Regions from separate parts of the Homo sapiens genome. Here regions 2 and 3 are each linked to region 1. A link is a loop called in an ENCODE intact Hi-C map of the cell type or tissue named here. Cell type or tissue: HepG2. All regions are shown on one strand.

Region 1 (4,000 bases):
CACACACACACTTATATACACATATTGTGCCACATAATGACATTTCAGTCAACAATGGACTGCCTATATGACAGCGAGCCCATGAGATTACACTATTATATATTTTTACTGTATCTTTCTATGTTTAAATACGTTTCGATACACAATACTTACTATTGTGTTCCAACTGCCTACAGTATTCAGAACAGTCACGTGCTGTACAGGTGTATAGCCTAGGAGCAATAGGCTATCCCATACAGCCTAGGTGTGTACTAGGCTATACCATCTAAGTTTGTGTAGTACTCTCCTATATTGACATAACAACAAAGTTGCCTAACAACACATTTCTTAGAACATATCCCCATTGTTAAGCAACACGTGACTGTACATACATTTCCATTAACTCCTCAGCCCCCTCCAACTAGCTACCACCCCACTCTTCTCCCCTTCATAAGTAAATTTCTCCAAGAATCATTCATACCTTCTCTAATTCTCCACTTTTGGTTCACTTTTGAACTCACCACACCACTTCCACTGTGCCTCTAAAATCTCACCAAAGTTACTAGGGACCTTCCTGTTGCTAAGTCCAATGGGCATTTTCCGCAACTTTATGCTGACATCCCAGCAACATCTGACCCTGGTAACGGGTTCTTTCTTTCTTCCCATGGAGCATGTGGCATCATAACCTCTTGGAATTTTCCTTCTTTCCTCCTGGCCATTCCTTTGCAGTCCCTTCTGTAGGTTGCTTATCCTGTGTCCTAAATAACTTCCCTTCTCACGCTACACTTTCCTGGAGCTATCCAATCCTCTCCCCCGTTACAAGCAGCACCTACAGGCTCATGATCCCTAAACGTTGTTTGTATATTTCTCCTGAGCACCACAGCTCCGTGTCTAACCTTACCAGACAAGTCCCACATTCACCTGATATTCCAAGCCAAGCACCTAAGTGTCTTCCTTGACTCCCTTTCACCCACCACATCAAGCTTGTCCAACCTGTGGCCCAGGATGGCTTTGAATGAGGCCCAAATGAATTCGTAAACTTTCCTAAAACATTTTTTTTTTTTTTTGCGATTTTTTTTTTTTTTTTTTTTTTTTTAGCTCATCAGCTACCGTTAGCGTTAGTGTATTTTATGTGGGGTCCAAGACAATTCTTCTTCCACTGTGGCCCGGAGAAGCCAAAAGATTGGACATCCCTGCACCACATCAAATGAATCACTGAGGCCTGTCAAATCCACTTCCTAAATATTTCTAAATTCTCTCCACTTATCTCCCTTACTACTCTGCTAATTCAAGCCACCACATTGCTGGTTTAGATTACTGCAACAGGTTTTTCTCCTGTCACTCCCACATCGCACCAATCCATACTCTGTTCCACAGCAAGAATCATCTTTCTAAGCGACAATCTGATTATGTCACCCCCAGGCCAAATCCCCTGACCTCTAAATTCCTTAACTTGGGTTTTAAAAACCTTGCACAATCTGCTTCCTGCTTCTCTCTCCAGCCTATTATTTCACAATAGATCTTTCCCCTGGAATTCTGTGCTTTAGCCATACTGACATATTTTCAGTTCCTGAATGTGTCATGCTTTCTCTGGGCCCTTCAGCACATGCTCTTCTTTCTGACTAGAACGCTCTTCCTAGAGAGAGAGCTGCTTACTCTTCTAGAGTTACCTAGCTTAGACATCACCTCTTCAAACAAACATTCTTTGAATCTCATTCCACACAGTTAGCTGTTCACATAGTACCCCATTGTCCCACTGTTGCACAACTAAATATATGACATTGAAATGGTCTTGGAAATAGAGACAAGATCACTTTATTTTTTTAACCAACTGTAGACATTCTTAATACATTATACATATATTTGCTTATGTCTACAAATTTCATGAACATCCTGGTTATCCCTTGTTAGACTGTAAGTTCCATCAGAGCAGAAACTGTGCCTGTTGGGCCGGGCGCATTGGCTCACGCCTGTAATCCCAGCACTTTGGGAGGCTGAGGCGGGTGAATCACCTGAGGTCAGGAGTTCGAGACCAGCCTGACCAACATGGTGAAACCCCGTCTCTATTAAAAAATACAAAAATTAGGCCGGGCGTGGTGGCTCATGCCTGTAATCCCAGCACTTTGGGAGGCCGAGGAGGGCGGATCACAAGGTCAGGAGATCGAGACCATCCTGGCTAACACGGTGAAACCCCGCCTCTACTAAAATTACAAAAACAAAATTAGCCAGGCGTGGTGGTGGGTGCCTGTAGTCCCAGCTACTCCGGAGGCTGAGCCAGGAGAATGGCGTGAACCCGGGAGGTGGAGTCTGCAGTGAGCCTAGAACGCGCCACTGCACTCCAGCCAGGGTGACAGAGCGAGACTCTGTCTCAAAAAAAAACAAAACAAACAAACAAACAAACAAAAAACAAAAATTAGCCGGGCATGGTGGGGCATGCCTGTAATCCCAGCTACCTGGGAGGCTGACGCAGGAGAATCACTTGAACCTGGGAGGTGGAGGTTGCAGTGAGCCCATATTGCGCCACTCCACTGCACTCCAGCCTGGGCAACAGAGCAAGACTCCATCTCAAAAAAAAAAAAAAAAAAAAAAAAACAGAAAAAAAGAAAAAGAAACTGTGCCTGTTTCATGGGCATATCATCAATGCACACAGACCCTCAGACAATAGTAGAGTTATACATAAACTATTTGATGACATGATAGAGCTGTGTAACACTTCAGGATTTTTCCACAGATGTATGATAAAAAAGGAGGAAAGCAATTCTGTCATTTTTCCTCTACCACTTCATTCATCTGCACGTTAGCATTCAAGCTAATAAACCACACATGTCTATGAAGTTTGGTTTAGATCAGATAGTCATAGTCTTCTAATACTAAGTACATTTTGTAAAAAGAAAAAAAAACAAAGGTAGAACAAGGATTGTGCAAGTTTCACAAAGGTAATTATGGATGCCGATGCCAATGCCAGTAGTTGGAAAATAAAAATTCTCAATATCTTAATTCAACATCAGTAGCTGAGGAATGGTGACAGGAATGATTCTAAAAATAAAACAAAACATTCTAGGCAAACTCTAGGCCAAGGATACATTAAAGAATGAATTATACATTGCAACAGGAATTGTGACAGCTGTTTCTCCCCTCTCTAAGTAAAAATGTACCCAACCTACTTTTTATTCTAAGCAAAGACATAGTATCAAGATCTTCAAATACTGGCCAATACTTACAGCAAAGGGCCTTCTGCAGTCTTCGGAGTTTCATGGCAGTCCTATAAGCTGAGAATCTGACATTATTCAGGTCAGCTGAAAAGAGGGAAAACAAAGAGCATTTGTTATTCCATCAGAAATAACAGACAACCCACCCCCGACGCCCAGTGATTTGCCAATAACTACAACCACCACAAAAATAGCCTAGAAAACATATAGTGTGTATACGCCAAGCTTTCGGAGGTGAAAATTCTGTTAACGTGGGGAAAAGAAAAAATAATTCCTTTTGCCCTTTGACAACCAGGAAGGCTAAGTTCTGTGAAGACTAAAGTGGTATAGCCTGAAGGGCATTCATGTAGTCCTGTTCCCAAGAGGAAAGAGATGGACAGGCATTATTTTTTTCTAGAAAGTAATCTGGATCTACTGTAGTGAATCTTTTCTGCACAAGATTAAAGAGAACAAGAAATACATTATTTAAATAGCTATAAGACCTTAAACAATCAAGTGGCAATATAACATTTTTTCTGACTGTAGAAGTTATACATGCTCACTTTGGGTAACTTAGACATTTAACATATACATATATAATCAAATAAATCATCCACAAGCCCATAAACTCAAAAATAGGCACAACTGGCTGGATTCAGTGGCTCATGCCTGTAATCCCAACGCTTTGAGAGGCCAAGGTGGGAGGACTGCTTGAGGCCAGGAGCTTAAGACCAGCTTGGGCAACATAGTGAGATCCCATCTCTACAAAAAAAGTTTATATAAACCTTTTAAATAAGCACTGTTAACATTTTGAGTATTTTTTATCCAACATA
Region 2 (4,000 bases), 250 kb before region 1:
TCCTCCTGCCTCAGGCTCCCAAGTAGTTGGGATTACAGAGTAGCTGAGATTACAGGCATCAGAAAGCACACTTGTCTAATTTTTAAATATTTTGTAGAGATGGGGTCTTGCTATGCTACCCAGGCTGGCCTCAAACTCCTGGGCTCAAGAGATCCTCCCACCTCAGCCTCCCAAAATGCTGGGATTACAGGTGTTAGCCACTGTGCCTGGCCCACTATCAATTCTTTACTTAGGTCCATTTTAGATTTTCCGTCAGTCGTACAAAGTCTTAGTGCTTTGATTTACTTCAGCTTGATGCCAATCTTTTCTTTACTTAGAAGGCATTTTCAACACACATGCCTCCTTCTCTAACATAACTGTAGGAGTGAGGATGGCACCAGGAGGGAGGCTGCAGTCATGAGCAGCCTCCATGCCATCCGAAGAGCATCCCTGTGTGAATAGGAGAGACTAGAGTGCCTCTTTCCGAGGAGAAAAGGATGGAGATCCTTCCAGTGTGGGGCATAAGGTTAACCCTGACTTCGTGCTGTGATGTGTCGCTGGAGTCTGCTGCAGTTTACCTCTTTTCATGAATTTGCAGGCAATAAAAAAAGGTCATAGAGTCACATGACACAGAATTCCAAGCCTGCAAGGGTTTTAAAGTCCATCTTGTCAACCTCCCCAAACGCCACTTAGATCCTGTCCACAGTGTCTTCATATCAAGTGGCTATTTGAATGCATTTTTCTCCTTAGAAGGGCTATTGCTCTACCTACCTGAGGAGCACTTTATGAAGAATTTCAGGTGATTCCTTAATTAAATGGGGTCGACATGTACTTAAAAGCCTCTTAGGAACTGTGAAATAGAATCCTAATTTAGGCAAAGTTTCTCCTGGTCTGTCATAAAACCGAACATGGGACTGAATGTCCAAAATAATAACAACAATAATAATAGCTAAATTTATTAAATCTTTAATAAGTGTTAGTCCTGCACAATAAAAGGTAAACACTGTTGACCCATGCAATTTCAACAATCCATGCACATGGGATGTACCATTATTTCTATATAAAGAGGAGCAACCTGTATATAAGAACCTTATAAAAGATGCAAACCTGTATATAAGAACTTAGAGAAGTTTCAAATGTTGTCCAAGAACCTATTATAGAGGCCACGTGATCACTGATTTTTTTTTCCTAAAAATAATGTATGCAGTATGTGTGTATTTTAGAGTTTACAAACTTTTTTGGCACACATTATTTCTATTTGATTTTCATTCTCAGATGCTCGTGAGATTCTTCTCCAAATATATCATGCCTGTCATCTATTTTTGTACTTTTCATTAGAGAGCTGAAAAGTATTATCTTTAGAACATCATCCACATCTTAGAAACAAAGGGAGTTGAGTTGGGGCTTAAATGCTGCCTCTGTAATTTGTTCTGGACCCAAGAAAATTTCTTATCCAGGTTTTGGTACAGAGGCAGAGAGTCACCAGTATTCTCAAGCAGACTTTAAAATGGTTAGCTAAAATGGTTAACTAAGACACTTAGCATAAACTCTTCTCCCTCACCCAAGCCTCTGCATTCTCACTGAAGCCACATTAAAGCCAGATGGAGCCAGTAGCTGTGAGGTTCCTTCCTGGCCACTAGAGGCCAGCAAGCCTCAGTTAAGAACCTTGGAGTGGCGCATGCTTTTCTTACTTTGTGCGTCTAGTTGGTTCAGTACGAGGAAAATGATCCTGGAATGTTTCTAGAAGAGACATATGGTTCCAATGTGTACCACTGAGATGCCTCTGGTTTTTCAGACGTCCCAACATTTCCCTGAAAATCAGTCTTGAACAAATTAAGCAAGTAAAGAATGAGTGTTTTTGGCGTGTCTCTGCCACATCTTCCAAAAGCCCCATGCGTCCCTTTTCATTCTAATGCTTTTTTTCTTCCTTTCCCTGTTTGAAAGAAACGAACAAAAGAATCCAATTTTATGTGATCTCTTTCCCACCCCCACATTGTTTAATTTCCTGGAAGCAGTAATATCTCACTCCTTCCTCATTTCTCTTGAGGCTAAAAGTCCTGTCTCTCCCTGACTTTCTATTGCTTGCTTCTCTCTTCCCTCTACCCACTAGGTTGCGCTCGTAGAAGGAGATAGAGGGAGGCTACTGTGGCCGGAGAGAATAAGGCAGAGCATATGGGAGAGGGCTTTGCTCAGCTGAGCACTGTGCTGTACAGTTCTGGAGTTCCTATGCCTCAGCAGAGGGGCTCCTCTTTAATGTGTGTTCTCTGAATTTAAAGGTACTCTCTTTGAAAAAATCCTTACACTTTTTTTTCTTTCTTTCTTTTTTTTTTTTTTTTTGAGATGGAGTCTCGCCTTGTCGCCCAGGCTGGAGTGCAGTGGCGCCGTCTCGGCTCACTGCAACCTCCACCTCCCGGGTTCAAGCAATTCTCCTGCCTCAGCCTCCCGAGCAGCTGGGATTACAGGCATACACCACCAAGCCCACCAACTTTTTTTATTTTTGTATTTTTAGTAGAGATGGGGTTTTGACATGTTGGCCAAGCTGCTCTCGAACTCTGGACCTCAAGTGATCTGCCAGCCTCGGCCTCCCAAAGTGTTGGGATTACAGGCGTGAGCCACGGTACCGCACTGAGAATATCCTTATACTTAGAAAACATATGCTTAAGTATTTCAGGTACAGAGCCTTCATATATGCAATTTCCTCTCAAATGGCTCAGTTATATATATATATATACACACACAATATATAATATATATTATATAATTTTATAATATATATACACAATATATAATATATATATTATATAGTTATATAATATATATTATATATACACACATATGTGTATATACGCATATATGTATATATTATATATACATATATGCGTATATACACATATATGTATATATTATATACACACACATGTATATATATATGTATGTGTGTCTATATATGTATGTATATAAGAGAGAGAGAGAACAAATGACAAAGCAAATGGGGTAAAATGTGAACGATAGGTGACTCTGGATAAAGGCTCTGCTGATCCCAGCCTGCTCAACATGGCGAAACCCCATCTCTACTAAAAATACAAAAAATTAGCCTGGCGTGCTGGTGGGCGCCTGTAATCCCAGCTACTCGGGAGGCTGAGGCAGGAGAATCGCTTGAACCCAGAAGGCGGAGGTTGCAGTGAGCCGAGATGGCACCACTGCACTTCAGCCTGGGAAACAAGAGCAAAACACCATCTCAAAAACAAACAAACAAAAAAGGGCCTGCTGATCCTATGCATATCCTCGCAATTCTTCTATATGCTTGGAATTACCTCCAAATATTAAAGCTACTCTTTTAAAATGAAGTTTTTTGTATATAATCATCTAATTTTTAAAATACACTGCTCACTTTTCCAGAAAGTGGGACTTCAAAGTCACCTTGACACACCTGAGCTGATGAATGGAGGAAGGATGGAGCGGAGGTCAGAGGAGAACCCCTCCCTAGGTCTGCCCTCTCTAGTCCACTCCTCAGGAAATGAGCCTCCTGTCCGCCCCCCATTCTCTCTCCAGACAAGTATGATTCAGGTGGATCTTTCCCCTCTCAGCATGTTCTTTATCTCTTCTTTTCAGGTGCTTTGCTTTGGACTGCCTCCCAAAGTGGCACACAGCTAATTCAACCCAAGCAGAGGCTCAAAAGCCCATGTACTAGATGTATAGAGCACCCTTGACATAACTAACTCCATCTTAGAAAAAGACTCCATTTTACATTTCATAGGGCACCTTGCCAACAAAGATGTTTTGCCTAACAAACAAATAAAAAAATTAAGACTGTATCCAACCAGATAAGAACACAAACAAACATGCTCTTCCACTATCACTTCTCACCAGAGGACTCTGTGGCCATGAAAGAGCAGGTTCTCAGCAGCTCAAAATGGCCGTCTTAAGTGACACTGCCTTGCAGTCACTCGTAATAAAAGCTTGACATCTGCCACTGAAGGCACTGCCACATTAAAGGCTCTACCTTGCAAGACCGAAGGAA
Region 3 (4,000 bases), 290 kb before region 1:
TGATTGTAAGTTTCCTGAGGCCTCCCCAGCCATGTGGAACTGTGAGTCAATTAAATCTCTTTTCTTTATAAATTACCCAGCCTTGGTATTTCCTTATAGCAATGTGAGAATGGACTAAAGCTAAAATAATAAAAATACTTTGGCATTCAGGTAGGGTGTGTGGTTGAGGGGGAGGATGAAGAGAGGTTGGTCAATAGGTTCAAACATACAGTTAGATAGAAGATATAAGTTCTAGTGTTCTGTAGTAGAGTAGGGTGCCTATAGTCAGCAACAATGTGTTGTATATTTCAAGGTGGCTAGAAAAGAGGACTCAAAATGTTCCCAACACATAGATATAATAAATACTCAAGGGGATGAATACCTCAGATATCCTGACTTGGTCATTACACATTCTATGCATGTAACAAGTACTTACATGTACCCTCTCCCTAAATATGTAAAATATTATGTATCAATTAAAAAATACATTGGCATAGAACATGGTGGGTGATAGAAGATGGTGTTGTGGAAACTGGCGATCCATTGGGTTAAAAGTCAGCCCCATTCTGTACATCAAATACAAAAATATATTCCAGTTGAATTAAATACCTAAATGTTAAAAAAACCTTAGGAAGTACTAGAAGTACACACACACACACACACACACACACACACACACACAATCACAGAGTGGGGGAAGTCGTTTTTAAAAGCATAGAAGCCATAAAAAATAGACATCTGAATACATGCAAATTTAACATTTTTGCACATACCATAAAGATAAGTGACAAACTGGGAGAATATTTTATATGTATATCAAAGTATCAATATCTATATTATATATAATTATATGTCCATTTTATATATATATATAAAATATCTGGTTTCCAAAGCAAAAGAAAAACAATTAAAATTGAACACAGGAAATACATTAATAATTTATTGAAGAAGAAACTCAAATGTCCAATAAACATACAAACTAATGCTTGTTTGAAAATCAGGAAAATGTAAATTATGGAATAACGGTCTGTTTTTCTCTAATCAAGTTAGGACTAATTTTTTAAATATATAATATCTGGTATTCACTAGTGTGGTAGAAATGGGCATTTATATCCTGTTTGGAATTGGTCTCCTAGAGGGTAAATGTGGCAGTATTTTTGCAAATTAAATCTGTGTTTTCATCTATAAATAGAAATTCTTTCATGTTTACAATGCTATATGTATAATTACATTTGTTGCAGTATTTTTAAAAGAAAGGATGTTCAAAATTACGTTGTTGTAGCAACATATTGGAAACAACCTAAATGCACATGGATAAGAGAAGGGTTAAATAAAATATGGTACATGCACCTTTTGCATATTTTAAAAAATGTGGCAGATCTACATGTCCTAATGTAGAAAGATCTCCAAGGCATATTGCTAAGTGAAAGAAATTTGCAACAAATATAGCTAGACTTACCCCATTTACGTAAAACAAAAAAGTCTGCATGTAAGTAAGATACAATACAGTACAATCTTTTTTGTAATATGTTTGCAAGGGTACACACCAAACTGATACTTTAAAAAAAAGTCTTACAAATTTTTTTGGTTGCTTAAATTTTTTTTTTTTTTTTTTTTTGTCTGAGATAGGATCTCGCTCTGTCACCCAGGCTGGAGTGCAACCTTGAACTCTTCAGCTCAAACTATCCTCCTGCCTCAGCCTTCCCAGTTGCTGGGACTACAGGTGCCTGCCACCATACCCTGCTAATTTATTTTTACTTTTTGTAGAGACAGGATCTCTGTATGTTAACTGGGCTGGTCTTGAACTAGATTGCTTAATTTTTTATAATAAACACTTGTTCATATATTATTGACATGATTTTAAAAATAATAATTAAAATGCTTTTTTACTTAAGAAAACCCAGTATAGAGAAAGTAAATGGGAAAATATGTCCCAATATTTAACAGTAGTAGTTTTGAGACAATAGGATCTTGCATGCATGGATAATACTTTAATGCCAGTGTTTCCCATAGGCATATCTTTCTGTCGTAAGACGAAAATATGAGAAATAAAAAGAAAAATGTTTAATGATAACTAATTTCAGTTGACTCTGCTGGGTGGCATGTCAACAACTAAGGTAGTGATAGGAAAGAAATATCTTAGGCTTTAAAGTCCAAAGGCCTGTGTGCATACCCTGGTTATTATATCTTATTTTGTTTGAACTTAGGCAAATTATTTACCATCTGCAAGCCTTATTTACCTTCCTTGTAAGAGGGATTGATAATAACTACTTTTCAGGATCGTTTTGAGGGTGAAATGAGCTAATGCATAGTACATAAATAACTGGGAACGTTGCCTGTGCTCAGTAACTATTAGTTCTTTCTTCGCCATTTCTCAGCCTGCCTAGGAGATGGAGCATCCCTCCGCAGTCTTGCCCTGGTCTTCATTTATTTTCCTTAGACTAACTTTGTATTCCCAATTTGTGTGTAATTACAATTACAGCTTAACTTTGTATAATGCTTTAATGTTTACAAGCATTTTTATGTATTACACTATACACCTTGAATCCTTGCATATAATCATGTGGATCCCATTTTAGCTTCCTACAACTTGAGTGCTCAGGAGTAAACAGGGTGGTACACTGTATTAGTCTATTTTCACACTGCTATAAAGAACTGCCTGAGACTAGGTAATTTATAAGGAAAGAAGTTTAATTGACTCACAGTTTTACATGCCTGGGGAGGCCTCAGGAAACTTACAGTCATGGCAGAAGGCAAAGGGGAAGCAAGCACCTTCTTCACAAAGTGGCAGGAGAGAGAAGAGCAGAGGAGGAATGTCCAAACACTTATAAAAGCCATCAGATCTCACAAGAACTCACTATCATGAGAACAGAATGGGGAAGACCATCTCCATTATCCAATCACCTCCCTCCCTTGACATGTAGGGATTACAGGCCCCTTCCTCAACATGTGGGGATTACAATTCAAAATGAGATTTGGGTGGAGACACAAAGCCAAACCATATCACACATATATTATTGAGAATGTTTTTACAATGAGAGAATTGTAGTGCTACTTCAATCCCCTCATTTTACAGAACCCAGAGAGCTTATGTGCTACCATGTCAGTTACCTTTTGCTGCATAACACCCCAAAACTTAGTGTCTTAAAATAGCAACTATTGATTTAGCTCATAATTCTGATGGCCGTCCTTATAGTCTGAACCAGGTTCAGCTGATCCTGACTGGGTTCACTTCTATGTTTGGGGCCTTGGCTGGGATGATTGGGACAGCTAGATCATCTTGGCACATGGCTTCATAAACTCCAGCAGGCAAGCTCAGGTCTATTCACATAGTGGTGTTGGGTCCCAAGAGCAACGAGTGTGGAAGCTGCAAGGCCTAGACTTAGAACTCACACAACATCACAGCAGCATTATAGTGGCCAAAGCAAATCACAAGAATGGCTACTATTCTAAGAATGAGGAAATAAACTCCATCTTTTGATGAAGGAAGCTACAACAGAGAAAGGGGAAGGGCTGGGGACATTTTTTGCAATCTATCCCAGAGGCATAGCTAATTAGTGGGTATGCTGTGATTAGAAGTCTGCCCTGGTGACTTATGAGTCCAGGTCAACTGTAATATAGTTTCATAATAAAACAAAATACACTGAAATCTGAATACATTCTTAATTTGCTCTTGTTCTCTTAATGTCCTTAGAAATGTATCATATTCAGTCAAAAGACTGAACTGGAGAATTTTTCATAAGATCTACCCAGCATGGAGTTAGCTATCTCAGAAAAGTAGAGTGACTTCTTAGTGACATTCTTAAAGAGTGACAGTAAAACCTGTCTTCCATAGGTTGAATCTAGGACAAAATTGTTGAAAAAGATGAGGAGGTGATGACAATATACATAAGGACTTTAATGTGCCTGAATCAGTCACGAATGGAAAGTTAAAAAAAATACCCACAACACTTTAAAAAGTCTGCCTCAGGCAATCTCAAAGCGTTTGACATTTCATTTATTGGAAAAATGTAGCTTTTTG

What was found. Peaks named below come from ENCODE experiments on the same cell type or tissue, not always from the same donor. Only the 100,000 strongest peaks of a DNase experiment are listed, where the experiment ranks them.
Region 2: it touches region 1 in a loop (2.5-fold over the local background); 1 of 110 quality-filtered maps calls a loop at or near these places.
Region 3: it touches region 1 in a loop (7-fold over the local background); 1 of 110 quality-filtered maps calls a loop at or near these places.

What each region holds. Positions count from the first base shown.
Region 1 is chrX:31,219,847-31,223,846 of GRCh38, forward strand. DMD (dystrophin) reads right to left here. Exons shown (of 79, transcript NM_004006.3): 64 at 3,201-3,275. Among named protein-coding and RNA genes, the nearest start is that of FTHL17, 150 kb to the left of the region's middle. In HepG2, no CTCF peak of the experiment used is centred here; a DNase peak (open chromatin) is centred at 1,585.
Region 2 is chrX:30,970,314-30,974,313 of GRCh38, forward strand. No RefSeq gene overlaps it. Among named protein-coding and RNA genes, the nearest start is that of TAB3, 83 kb to the left of the region's middle. In HepG2, CTCF peaks have their summits at 1,632 (motif pointing right) and 2,095; DNase peaks (open chromatin) are centred at 1,628 and 2,098; H3K4me3 peaks cover 314 bases.
Region 3 is chrX:30,928,676-30,932,675 of GRCh38, forward strand. No RefSeq gene overlaps it. Among named protein-coding and RNA genes, the nearest start is that of TAB3, 41 kb to the left of the region's middle. In HepG2, no CTCF peak of the experiment used is centred here; DNase peaks (open chromatin) are centred at 1,656 and 2,206; H3K4me3 peaks cover 228 bases.